2 separate regions of the Homo sapiens genome follow, and region 2 is linked to region 1. The links are chromatin loops, found by intact Hi-C in ENCODE. Cell type or tissue: endothelial cell of umbilical vein. All regions are shown on one strand. Links, peaks and the distances in the headings refer to the core of each region. The heading gives the core; the rest is flanking DNA.

Region 1 (6,925 bases), core at 1,015-6,014:
TTAGGATCCTTTTAAAAATTTTCACAAAATTTTACAATGTGTGCCTTTCTTTTTAATTGTGGGCTCTTTTATCACGGAGACTCTCACTTTTAAATTCTGGGAAGTTTTGTATTGTTGTTTCTTTGAGAATTTCCTTTTATTTATTTATTTTTTTGTTCTTCTTCTTGTGACAGGGTCTCACTCTGTTGCCCAGGCTGGAGTGCAGTGGTGTGATTATAGCTTACTGCAGCCTCAATCTCCTGGGCTCAAGCAATCCTTCCAACTCAGCCTCCTGAGTAGCTGGAATCACAGGTGTGCACCACCACACCTGGGTAATTTTTTTTTTTTTTTTTGTAGAGATGGGGTTTCTACATGTTGCCCAGACTGGTCTTGAACTCCTGGGCTCAAGTGATCCTCTTGCCTCAGCCTCCCAAAGTGCTGGGATTACATGTGTGAGCCACCGTGACTGGACCCATTTCTTATCCTTTTTCTTTTTTTTTTTTTTTTGAGACGGAGTCTGGCTCTGTCGCCTAGGCTGGAGTGCAATGGCGCGATCTTAGCTTACTGCAACCTCCGCCTCCTAGGTTCAAGCAATTCTGCCTCAGCCTCCTGAGTAGCTGGGATTACAGGTGCCCGCTACTACGCCCGGCCAATTTTTGTATTTTTAGTAGAGACGGGGTTTCACCATGTTAGTCAGGCTGGTCTCAAACTCCTGACCTCAGGTGATCCACCGGCCTCGGCCTCCCTAAGTGCTGGGATTACAGGCATGAGCCACCACACCTGGCCCCATTTCTTATTATTGTCTCTAAATGCCTAAAAGTTGAATGTAATATTTTTTGGATATATATATATTCTAATTTTCTTATTATCTCCTATTTTCTTTTTTTAAACAGAACTACTTTATTAATCTTAGAAATCAGTAATTCCAAGGGGTACCTTAACCCTGGCTCATGTTGTCAGCAGTACACTGACTTATCTCTTCTCTCTGGGAAACCTGTGATGAATGCTCTTTCTCCTCCACAGACCTTCCAAAAAGAAAAGAGCAACTTTGGTAGATGATTATGTTGTATCTCCCATTTTCTGTCTCTTCGTGTTCTTGTTTTACTTTTTGATAGAGCTTCTCAACTTTATCTTCCAATCTTTCAGTTGAATTTTTAATTTTTGCTGTCATCATTTAATTTCCAAGAGTTTGTGGTTTTTTGTTTTGTTTTGTTTTGTTTTTAATAGGGTCTGGGTCTGTCACCCAGGCAGGAGTTCAGTGGTACCATCACAGCTCTCTGCAGCTTCAAGCTTTTGGGCTTAAATGATCCACCCACCTCAGCCTCCCAGCGTAGCTGGGACTGCAGGTGTGTGCCAACATGCCTGGCTGATCTATTATTATTATTGTTTTAGAGATGGGTCTTTCTATGTTGCCCTGGCTGGTCTTTAACTCCTGGGCTCAAGCAATCTTCCCACTTTGGTCTCACAAAGTGCTGGGATTACAGATGTAAAACACCACACCCAGCCAGTTTTTTGTTGTTTTTGTTGTTGCTCTCTGATTATTTTCTTTGTACACTGTGCTCTTCTTGTTTCATGATATTAATTATTATCTTCGAAGTTTTCCTTTAGTCCCTGCTTAGTCTATGTTTGCTCTGAGTTCATTTTGTTCTCTCTGGTGGGTTGTTTTGGCTTCCGACTTTCCACAGGAGGCTTCAGCTTCCTCATTTCCACTGTCAGTTGCCATGTGTTTGATTACTTGTCTCTTCCAAAATGTGGTTGACATCCTTGTCTACTGTTGTCTTTTCTTCTGTTGTCTTTGTGGGTTTAAGTCTCTTTTGTTGTTGTTGTTGTTAATTTGTTTACTATTACTCACTGGGATTTTGGAAAGGAACAAATATAAACACATCTGCTCAGTACAATATGTTTCAAAATGACTTATTTGATGTGTGATGAACTAAGATCTAAGGGAGTGAGGTGAATTGCCCAAGCACCAAACTCTAGTGTGTGGCAAAACCAAGCTAGTACTTAGTGCTTCTGTTTTCAAGTTCAGGGTTATTATTATCAATTTCTGCTTTCCCACTCCTCCCTTTCTACCACTAGCGCTTATAACTATCCAGTAGTCTTCCTATGTATTATTTATTTGCTCATTTCCCCACCCCATCTTCCATGCTATATATATGTAGTACGGGGACAGTGTCTGACACAGAGTAAGCACTCAGAACTTAATGATTGAATGAATGAATGAAAAGGTAAGTGGCCTGTACCTTAGATTTCCCCTCACTTAGGATTTTGCTTTTGAGAAAAACACCTTCTCCAAATGATGACTGGTGGAAGGCATACAGACATTTGACTTGTGGTTTTGGAAGAATATGCCTAATCTTCTTAATTGAAAAGCAGAAAACAGGGTGATTAACGGTATGAAATTAAATATATGCACCTATTATATACCCACAAAAATAAGAAAAAAAGAATATGAGATTTGAAGACAGAGGTAGGTTTTAGTACTTGGGTTCAAATCCCAGTTACCTCACTTACAATTTGTGCAACCTCTTTCTCCTTTTCAAGTGTAAAAAGGTAAAGTATCTGATTTTTAAAGCCCTAGATCAGTGCATTCTATTTCTGTCTTTTCCCTTCTCATAATTATTCTCCCCTTTTGGAGTTCTGTGGTGTCTGTTTTTAAAGAAAGGAGGTGGCTGGGCATGGTGGCTCATGCCTGTAATCCCAACACTTTGGGAGGCCAAGGTAAATGGATCACTTGAGGTCAGGAGTTTGAGACCAGCCTGGCCAACATGTCAAAACCCTGTCTCTGTTAATACTACAAAATTAGCTGGGTGTGATGGTGCATGCCTGTAATCCCAGCTACTCGGAAGCCTGAGGCTTGAGAATCACTTGAACCTGGGAGACAGAGGTTATAGTGAGCCGAGATCGGGCCACTCCACTCCAGCCTGGGCAACAGAGCAAGACTCCGTCTGAAAAAAAAAAAAAGTTGGGCACAGTGGCCCACACATGTAATCCTAGCAGTTTGGGAGGTCAAGGCTGGCAGAACACTTGAGGTCAGGAGTTCGAAGCCAGCCTGGCCAACATGGTGAAAACCCTGTCTCTATTAAAATACAAAAAAATTAGCTGGGCATAGTGGTGGGTGCCTGTAATCCCAGCTACTGGGGAAGCTGAGGCAAGAGAATCGCTTGAGCCGGGGAGGTGGAGGTTACACTGAGCCGAGATCATGTCACTGCACTCCCGCCTGGGTGACGGAGCGAGATTCCATCTCAGAAAAAAATAAATAAATAAAAAATAAAGGAAAAATAAATAAATAAAGGAGGTGCATTTCTTTCTTTGTCTGAATGGGTAAGTGCTAATTATATTTTGCAGAACTTATGTGAGTCTACTCCCCCAAAGTTTAGAAAGATCATAATTGTCTTGGTGTTTTCCCCTAATCTTAGGAGTATGCTGACTATAATGCTTAAAAGTGCTTTCATTTTTATTAATACTAGAGAAATTCAGGCCTTTAGTGCTTTTCACTAAAGACTATGGGAAGATGGTATAGCAAGTAATTACATTTTACTTCTAGCCCTTGTTCCCGACTGGTCCATTACTTCTTGATAACTTAATAAAGCTAAGAATAAAGTTCTTTCAGATTATTGAATAACTATTTTTTCTTTTAAGAGTCAAAGTCTCGCTCCATCACTCAGGCTGGAGGGCAGTGGCGCATTCACAGCTCACTGCAACTTTGAACTCCTGGGCTCAAGTCATCCTCCTGCCTCGGCCCCGCAAAATACTGGGATTAAAGGCATGAACCACCATTCTCAGCCTAAAAAACTATTTTTTCTGTCCTACAGAGATTATTATTGTTAGTTGAGGTTTTGTTCTGGGAAATACCAGACTATGGTAGAGCTCCCAAAAAGTTTCTCAGTTTCATAAACCTAAGAATCTGTTCCATTGGGTTGCTTTTGGCCTCCAAATGTTTGAATTCCTACAGAGTTGCCTAAAACAGTGAAGTAGGTGACTTAATTTTCCTTCTGCTATTGCAGAAGTATACACATGGAGGCAGTACAGTCTAATGGAGTCTGAGATTTGGAGTCAGCCTAGCATTCACCACCAGGATCTGTTGTGGATTAGTTGCATGATTATGTCCACTGGTGCAAGCTGTTAAATCTATACCTCTGTTTTTGCCTATATAAAACAATGTTTTGTGAATTAGTAAAATAATATTGTACATTTGGACGGGTTAAATTAATTTTATATTAGTAAATATTAATAAATCACTTCTGAGTGGCAGACATTTGCTAGATATCTCCATCCAGATGTCTTAGAGGTACCCAAACACAAAAAGTTCAATGTATAATTTGTTATTTTCCATTTTAGATCTGCTCCTCTCCCTACAGTCTTTTTTTTTTTTTTTTTTTTTTTTTTTGAGATGCAGTCTCGCTTGTCACCCAGACTGGAGTGCAGTGGCGCGAACTTGGCTCGCTGCAACCTCTGTCTCCTGGGTTCAAGCCATTCTCTTACCTCAGCCTCCCAAGTAGTTGGGATTACAGGTGCACGCCACCACACCCAGCTAATTTTTGTATTTTTAGTAGAGATGGGGTTTCACCATGTTGGCCAGGCTTGTTTCTAACTCCTGACCTCAAGTAATCCGTCCACCTCGGCCTCCCAAAGTGCTGGGATTACAGGTGTGAGCCACTGCACCTGGTCCCTACAGTCTTTAAAAGGAATAATTCATCCTTCATGCAGTTGCCTTAGTCAGAAGCCAGGGACTTAGCCTAGATGCCTCCATCCTCTCTACCCATGGCATCCAGTCAGCACTAAACCGTGTTGATTCTATTTCCTACATATGTTCAACCGTGTCCCCTTCACTTCATTCTTAACTCAGGCTCTCATCATCTTTTGCCTGGACTATTACAATTGCCTCCTAACTAGTGTTTCTGCCCCCTCCTTTGTATAACACACATTAGTGACAGAATGATGGTGGCATTCCCATGCTTCCAGGTGCTGCAGCTCCTCAGGAGGCATCAAGTGCTTTATGGCATGTGCCTGCGACCTCTATGACCTCTTCTTTCACTGCATCTCCATGTGCCCTCTGTGAGCCAGCCATATCCCATGTGTTTGAAGTTCCTCTCCTTTTTGCCTGTAATGTCCTTTCTATCTCCTTGGCTGTCTACCAAATTCCTACCTTTATTTTCTTTTATTCTATTTTATTTTATTTTATTTTATTTTGAGACAGAGTCTCACTCTGTTGCCCAGGCTGGAGTACAGTGGCACGATCTTGGCTCACTGCAAGCTCCACCTTCTGCATTCAAGCAATTCTTCTGTCTCAGCCTCCTGAGTAGCTGGGATTACAGGCACCTGCCACCACACCCGGCTAATTGTTGTATTTTTAGTAGAGACGGGGTTTCACCACATTGGTCAGGCTGGTCTTGAACTCCTGACCTCAGGTGATCCACTTGCCTTGGCCTCCCAAAGTGCTGGGATTACAGGTGTGAGCCACCGCGCCCAGCCCCAAATTCCTACTTTTTAAGGAGCTGCTTTTGCCATCTTGTCAATAAAGTCATTCTTGATCCCCTTTCACTCACTCTATACTGTCTCTTGCCACTCAGCCTCAAGAGCTTCTTCTCCATCTCCTTCTCTTTCTTCTTTTTTTGAGACAGAGTCTCACTCTGTCGCCCAGGCTGGAGTGAGGTGTCACGATCTCAGCTCATTGCAAACTCTGCCTTCTGGGTTCAAGCAATTCTCATGCCTCAGCCTGTCCAGTAGCTGGGATTACAGGTATGTGCCATCACGCTTGGCTAATTTTTGTATTTTTAGTAGAGATGGGATTTCACCATATTGGCCAGGCTGGTCTTGAAATCCTGGCCTCAAATGATCCATCCACCTCAGGCTTCCAAAGTCTGGGATTACAGGCGTGAGCCACTGCACCTGGCCAAGAGATTCTTCTTTTCTACTTCCAAAGCACCTTCTATTCAACTCTATCTGGAGACCATACATGTCTGCATTTAAGAGCCCAGACTCTGGAGTTAGCAAATGTGGGTTTCAATCTATCACTTATTAACTAGGTAAATTTTTTTCTTTTTTTTTCCTTTTTTTTTTGAGACAGTCTCACTCTGTTGCTCAGGCTGGAATGCAGTGGTGCAATCTTGGCTCACTGCAACCTCCGCCTCCCGGGTTCAAGCAATTCTCTGCCTCAGCCTCCCGAGTAGCTGGGATTACAGGCACCTGCCACCATGTCTAGCTAATTTTTGTTTTTTTGTTTTTTTTTTTTTTTGAGACAGAGGCTGGCTCTGTTGCCCAGGCTGGAGGCCAGTGGCATGATCTCGGCTCACTGCAAGCTCCTCCGCCTCCTGGGTTCACCTGCCATTCTCCTGCCTCAGCCTCCAGAGTAACTGGGACTATAGGCGCCCACCACCACGCCCGGCTAATTTTTGTATTTTTAGTAGAGACGGGGTTTCACCGTGTTAGCCAGGATGGTCTCCATCTCCTGACCTCATGATCCACTCACCTTGGCCTCCCAAAGTGCTGGGATTACAGGCTTGAGTCACCGCGCTCGGCAATTTTTGTATTTTTAGTAGAGACCTGGTTTCACCATCTTGGCCAGGCTGGTCTTGAACTCCTGACTTAGTGATCCACCCACCTCGGCCTCCCAAAGTGCTGGGATCACAGGCGTGAGCCGCCAAGCCCAGCCATAAATTTTTTTCTTAAATTTTTTTTTTTCCTGCTCACCGTCCACCGTTATATGACCTCTTTAAGCCCCAGTTTCCTGTTCTATAAATGGAGATAATATTTGATACATGGTAAGCACTTAATATAGTAATAATAATAAGTATTTTTATTATTGCATTATTTAACTTTATTTTAATTGGCGATTTGTATGTATGGCTTCCTCTGCTGTCCATGCACATCTGAGGTCAGAACTTTGTTAACTAATTATTTAACAACATTAAGCGCTTATTATGATGTGCATATGTAATACATA
Region 2 (6,925 bases), core at 1,025-6,024, 200 kb after region 1:
GAGATTGAGACCATCCTGGCTAACACGGTGAAACCCCGTCTCTACTAAAAATACAAAAAATTAGCCGGGCGCGGTGGCGGGCACCTGTAGTCCCAGCTACTTGGGAGGTTGAGGCAGGAGAATGGCGTGAACCCGGGAGGCGGAGCTTGCAGTGAGCCGAGATCGCGCCACTGCACTCCAGCGTGGGCAACAGAGCGAGACTCTGTCTCAAAAAAAAAAAAAAAAAAAAAAAAAAAAAAAATCACAGGCCAGGAATGGGGGCTCACGTCTGTAATCCTAGCACTTTGGAAGGTCCAGCTGGGAGGATTGCTTGAGTTCAGGAGTTCAAGACCAGCCTGGGCAACATAGTGAGACCTCATCTCTATTTTTTTTAATTAAAAAATTTTTTAAAAAAGAAAGGGCACATCTCAGACATGTAATACGACTAATGATTAGTCTCTGAGCCATACAGCATTCTGCTCCTGAGAAAGATGTACATAGTGAAATAAATGTATTTCCCTTGAAGACCTCTGTATGTGGTTTCATCTTGTCTTTTTCATCTTTTCCTAGTATTTTCAGTGTCATAGATATGTTTATTCTGATGCCACAATGGCTGATGTGAACTTTCAGCTGAGGCTGTATTTAATCTGCAATTAATTCTCTGAAATCAAAGGACATCCTTTTTATCTGCAGTGAAAAGGTAAAGCAAGCCCAATTCTTCAGACCTAGCTGTACAAACCACATGGACACTTATCTGTGGAGATAAGAATGAAGGTATATCTCTGCTGGTAGAAAATGACGTATTATTACCTGACAGCAGGACATATATTTAGATAAGCATCATTTTTGATTTGCACTTCAAAGCTGGCTAATGTTCTTTTGAATATTATTTATGATGATTTGAAAAAGACATACCAGAAGAGTTTTTTGTTGTTGTTGTTGTTGTTAATCTGGGTGCCAATCAAAAAAGAACTCAACCAGCCGGGTGCGGTGGCTCATGTGTGTAATGCCAGCACTTTGGGAGGCCGAGGCGGGTGGATCACAAGGTCAGATCGAGACCATCCTGTCCAACATAGTGAAACCCCATCTTTACTGAAATACAAAAAATTAGCTGGGTGTGGTGGTGCGCAGCTGTAGTCCCAGGTACTCGGGAGGCTGAAGCTGGGGAATTGCTTGAACCCGCGGGAGGCGGAGGTTGCAGTGAGCTGAGATTGTGCCACTGCACGCCAGCTTGGCGACAGAGCGAGACTCTGTCTCAAACAAAACAGAAACAAAAAACAAAACAAAACAAAACAAAAACTCAGCCTTGAAATATGAGTTGTTCTAAGTTACAATACTATTTAATTGTAAATTATTATAACCCTTCATTATAGTGTCTTATATTTTCTGGGAAGAGACAAATTTATTCAAATTTTGTTTGGCTGGAGTTTCCTTGAAGCTATCAGGGCTCTTTGGCTAAGTGATATTAGATTCTAGCCATGTTTATGAAATCATTCTTTCATCATCAACACCGACCTCTTTCATTAATAAAAACTTCTTGGTCATATTTCATAACTTTTTTTTTTTAAGAGACAGGGTTTTGCTATGTTGGCTAGGCTGGATTCAAACTCCTGGGCTTGAGCTGTTCTCCTGCCTCAGCCTCCTGAGTAGCTGGGACTATAGTTACACACCACCACACCTAACTACTTCATAACTTTTAGTTTTTTGGGTTTTTTTGAGACAGGGTCACTTTGTCACCCAGGCTGGAGTGCAGTGGCATGATCATGGCTCACTGCAACCTTGACCTCCTGCGCTCAAGTGATCCTTCCACCTCAGCCTCCAGAGTAGCTGGGACGACAGGCGTGTGCCACCAGACTCAGCTAATTTTTGTAATTTTTGTAGAGATGGGGTTTCGCCATGTTTCCCAGGCTGATCTTAAATTCCTGAGCTCAAGTGATCTGCCCTCCTCAGCATTCCAAAGTGCTGGGATTACAGGCATGAGCCACTGTGCCCAGCCTAATCTTACTGTTCTATGACTATAAAATACTTGAGATCAAGGTCTCTGTAGCCATATTTGTGTTATTGAGGTTGATGAAGAAATCGAGGGGAAAAGAAGAGAAAGAGTGAGGTCTATCGCTGCCTCTTTTAATGTGGTAGAACTTTTTGTCTTATAGAAAGCGTGGAGCCTTTTTAAATGAATGCTTCACACTGGACATCACCCAGTGGTACTTAAACTAGACTACATGATGTAGGCACAAGTTTCAATAGAGAGTAGGAGAGATACCTCCACAATATGTGGGCTTAATTTCAAGCACAGGGAGTAATTGTCTCCTACCAGACCTCCAATAAGGTTTCCAGACTGTTCCAGCTAGAGGAGATTTCAAAGATACTAGGTTCAACAGTGAGATTTTATAGGGGTGGGGGACAGGGTTAGAGAAGTTACACAACTACCCATGTTTTGTTCGTGGCAATGCTGGGGTGACAAGCCAGATCCCCTGATGTTTAGACCAATGTGTTTCCAAGTGGCAACTCTATTAAATTGGATTTCTTTATGGAATCTGTCTTCACAGCTCTCGGGTGGGGGAAAAAAAAGCAAAATATGGTTCCTTTTGTCTGTGGCCCAAAGACTGTATCCCATTCCACACATATATAATTGGAAGTGTTTAATTGTGTGGCTACCCATGACCAGGTTTCTCTTTTATAGGCTGGAAAATGTATTGACACTTGTCCTGGCTGGATATCCAGGTATTTTTTTACTAAAGATTCAGCTTCTAGTAGTGCAGTTACTTGAAAAAGGGTGGGCTCAGGGGTGCTGGAATCAGAAGCCTTCTGAATCTCTCAGAATCTTTCTAATGTCTGTTTAGTGATAGACACTTTAGCCATCATTAAGGCTGGAAGTGGAAAGGAAATATCAGCAAGGGTTGAAATTTTAGCTGTGGAGAGGAATAAGTGCTTCTATGACCTCTAAGTTTCCCTACAATGTAATATCATTGGATGGTTTCCTTAAGAACTTTATTTACAACTCTCAGATGCTAAAACCAGCTGCTTACAGATATCTTTCCTATCTTTCCCTACTCTCAAGGAACATGATCTAAACATGAGTCATCACAGGCACCAAGATCTTGGCTAGAAAATCTTCCTAGTGACACGTATCCTATTCTCTGAGAGTTGCCAAAGGAATTCTTTCCATAGCTTCTTCCTCAGAACAGAGGCAATAGGGCATAGTGGAAAAAGATGGACTTTGGCAACAATTAATTAATCCTGAGCAAGCCACTTATTAGTGTTTGACCTAACACAAGTAAATTAAACTCCATGAGCCACACTTTTCTCATCTAAATATAGAAATAATGCTACCTATCTCAGAAAGTAATGGAAGAAGTAGAAATGGTGAATATAAAAATACACACAAAGTACAAAACATAGTAGAATCTAGGTAAATGATAACATTTAAACATAATTTTTAGGTTACATTGGGCTAATACTATGGAACCCCAACTTCTGTATAAGATAAGCTTTTGAGAGTTTATTGCCCCCCACCAAGTCCTAAACACTGACCGGTGCATGTGTGTGTATTGGGAGTAGGGAGTTGGTTGAGAGAAGACAAAACAAGACAATGATTCTCATCTTTTAACTAAAATGTTAGTATTCTTTTTCATCTTTCTCTTTCTCATTCATTGCTTTCTCATTTCCTTTTAAAAAATACTTTTAAAACAAAAAATATATATCAATACCTTCTTGTTTAAAAATGTGAACAGAAGCATCTTTGTCATTCCTTTTTTCTGACTGGGAAGAGTCGAAATAGCTGATGCTATAGAGATGAAATGCTAGCAAGTAAACAAGGCTGGCTCTTCCTGTTAGAAGTCAAAATTGTCTTAAGTACTCTTGCATATTAACTTTTACAAATGAAGTTTAGAATCAGTTTTTCAAATTTTGTAAAAAGCCCTTTGGGATTTTGATTTGAATTACATTGAATTTTAAGTTAGTTTCAAGAGAATTATCACCATTAAAAGATCAAATATTTCCAGTAATGAATGTGAAGTATTTTCCTAAATTTTGTAGTCTATTTAAAAAAAAAAAGTGCTTCAGCAAAATGTTTAGTTTTATTTAAAAGGTCTTTGATATTTCTTATTAAATTTATTCCTATAGATTTTATAGCTTTTTGCTATTATAAATGAAATGTTTTTCTATTAATTGAAAATAATTAAAATATTTTAAAATAACTTAAAAACTAACATTGCTATTAATTTAATAACAATAATACGTTTATAATAATATATTTATTTTATGTCTAGCCACATTTCTAAACTTTTTGTCAGTTCCAGTAGTTTGGCAGTTGTTGCTTTGGAATTTTCAGGTGGACAATCACATGTTAGGCAAATACAGTTTCCCCACTAAGTATGATATTTGACATAAGTTTCTGGTGGATAGTCTTTATCTGGTAAAGAAAGTTTTCCTTCTATTCTGAATTTGTTAATTTAAAAAATTTGGATTTTTTTTTCTTTATCAAACACTTTTCTAGCATCTATTGAGATCCTCATAAAGTTTTATTCTCATTTGACCTGGTAATTAATTAAACTATGGATATTCCTGGGGTATATCCTACTTGATCACAACATATTCTTTCATTATAGTATCAGAGTCAGCTTACTATCTTATTTAGAAGGTTTGCATCTGTATTCATAAGTGGAATTGTTTTTTAATTTTCTCTTTTTGTGCCTTCCTTGTTCAGTCTAGATTTGGTAATAGGATCATGCATCATGCTGGTCTTATGAATTGGATTGGGTAGATTTCAATTTTTCCTTATAGTTTGTAATATTTATGTAACATTATGTCATATTTTATGTAATATTGGAATTATCTTTTCTTGAGGATTTGGTAGAACTCATTGGTAAAATTGTCTTGGTGGACTACAGTGATTAGGGATAGATCTTGGGTAATTATATGGTTGATAAATTATTTAGATTTTCTACTCATGAATCAATTTGAATAATTTATATTTTCTCTTAAAATCTTTCATTTCTTCTAGGATTTTAAATATATAGAAAGTGGATAACCCAACCCAACCTTTATTCTGAAAACAGCAAAAAAAAAAAAAGCTAGACAAAATTTTTTTAAAAATCTGCTTGAAGGCCTCAGGAGCTAAGAAGGGAGTAAATAATTACAGAGATAGAATCATGGAGGAAAAGGAAACACAAGAAGTCAACTCAGCATTTGGGACTGTTTTTTCCCCATTAGTCTCTAGATTCTGAAGAAGTGACTGAGAGGGTGAGCAGTGGTTTAGATCACCATTAGGAACTAAGGGAATAAATATTTGAATTCAGAGTCCCCTAAGAAGGGAAATCATGGTAAGCTCCATAGCTTTTGGGACCCTCAAAAGTGTACCCTAAGAAAAAGGGTAAGCCAGAAGTAAACCAACCTTCATTCAATCTTTTACTTATGTTGACAATCTCTCTTTAGACCATTTATATTTAATGTAACTATTAATATGGTTATATTTAGTATTATCATTTTATTATTTGTTTTCTGTCGTTCCTTCTGGGTATTTTTTTCTGTTTCCACTCTCTTGTGTATGCCCTATAAATCTGTCTATTTTTTGGGCTATATATTTTTAAATAATTGCTCTGGGAATTGCAATATGCACTTTTAACAATCTACTTAGAGTTAATATTTTACCACTTTGAGTGAAATGTAAAGTTACATTAAAGTTGTCATATGTTTGCAACTATATAAACTGAACCCCCCCAGAAAACATAATGTTATAATTTTACTTTCAATAGTCAGACATGTTTTAAGGAACTTAAGAGAAAAATAGTCTATTTATTCAGATATTTACCATTTCTATTGCTTTTTCTTCATTCCAATTATTCCTCTGGTATCTTTTCTCTTCCACCTGAAGAACTTCCTTTATCTTCCCTTTTAGAGTAGGTCTGCTGCCAACAAATTCCCTTAGTTTTCCTTCATCTCAAAACGTCTTTATCTGACCTCATCCTTGAAGAATATTTTCACTAAATATAGAATTGTGGTTGGCCATTATTCTCTCTCAGCACTTTAAAAATGTTCCACTGTCTTCTGACCATCATGGTTTATTTTTATTTTTATTTTATTTATTTATTTATTTATTTTGAGACAGAGTCTCGCCGTCACCCAGGCTGGAGTGCAGTGGCTCGATCTCGGCTCACTGCAGCCTCTGTCTCCTGGGTTCAAGCAATTCTCCTGCCTCAGCCTCCTGAGTAGCTGGGACTACAGGCGCATGCCACCACATCTAGCTAATTTTTGTATTTTTGTAGAGACAGGGTTTTACCATGTTGGCCAGGATGGTCTCGATCTCCTGACCTCGTGATCTGCCTGCCTTGGCCTCCCAAAGTGCTGGGATTACAGGCATGAGCCACCGCGCCCTGCCATCATGGTTTCTTAAAAGAGATCTACAAGCATTCAATTTGTCATGCCGTATATGTGGTGTTTTATTTGTCTCTAGCTGCTTGCAAGCTTTTTCTTTTATTTTTGGGTTTCAGCAGTTTTAAGTCATGATGTGTCTGACTGTGGTTTTCTTTCTTCCTCACCACCCCTGCCCCCCACCCATCTGGCTGTGGTTTTCTTTGAGTTACTCTGTTTGAGGTCCACTGAGCTTTTAAATCTGCAAATCCATGTCCTTCAACAAATTTGGGATATTTTTGGCCATTATTTTTTCAAATTTTTTTCTGCATTAATTTATTTCTCCTCTTCGTCCTGGACCTTAGTGATATGGACTATTAGACCTTTGATGTTGTCCTGCAGTTTCCCAAGACTCAGTTCAATTTTTAAAAAATGGTTTTTGTCTTCGTTTTTCAGATTTAATGATTTCTACTGATCTGTCTTTAAGTTCCCCCACTCTTTTCTCTGCCATCTCCTTTCTGCTATTGAGCCCATTAGTGAATATTTTCATTTTATGTTTCAGTTCTAAATTTTACATTTTGTTCTTTTTTACAGC

The links. A loop is a pair of places that touch in the nucleus more often than their neighbours do. Peaks named below come from ENCODE experiments on the same cell type or tissue, not always from the same donor. Only the 100,000 strongest peaks of a DNase experiment are listed, where the experiment ranks them.
Region 2: a loop joins it to region 1, with 2.8 times the contacts of the local background. A loop is called at or near these places in 5 of 110 quality-filtered maps.

The regions. Positions count from the first base shown.
Region 1 is chr11:107,895,552-107,902,476 of GRCh38, reverse strand. No RefSeq gene overlaps it. Among named protein-coding and RNA genes, the nearest start is that of RAB39A, 29 kb to the left of the region's middle. In endothelial cell of umbilical vein, for the core only: a CTCF peak has its summit at 3,989; a DNase peak (open chromatin) is centred at 4,016; H3K27me3 peaks cover 456 bases.
Region 2 is chr11:107,692,477-107,699,401 of GRCh38, reverse strand. No RefSeq gene overlaps it. Among named protein-coding and RNA genes, the nearest start is that of SLN, 16 kb to the left of the region's middle. In endothelial cell of umbilical vein, for the core only: no CTCF peak of the experiment used is centred there; a DNase peak (open chromatin) is centred at 3,091; H3K27ac peaks cover 592 bases.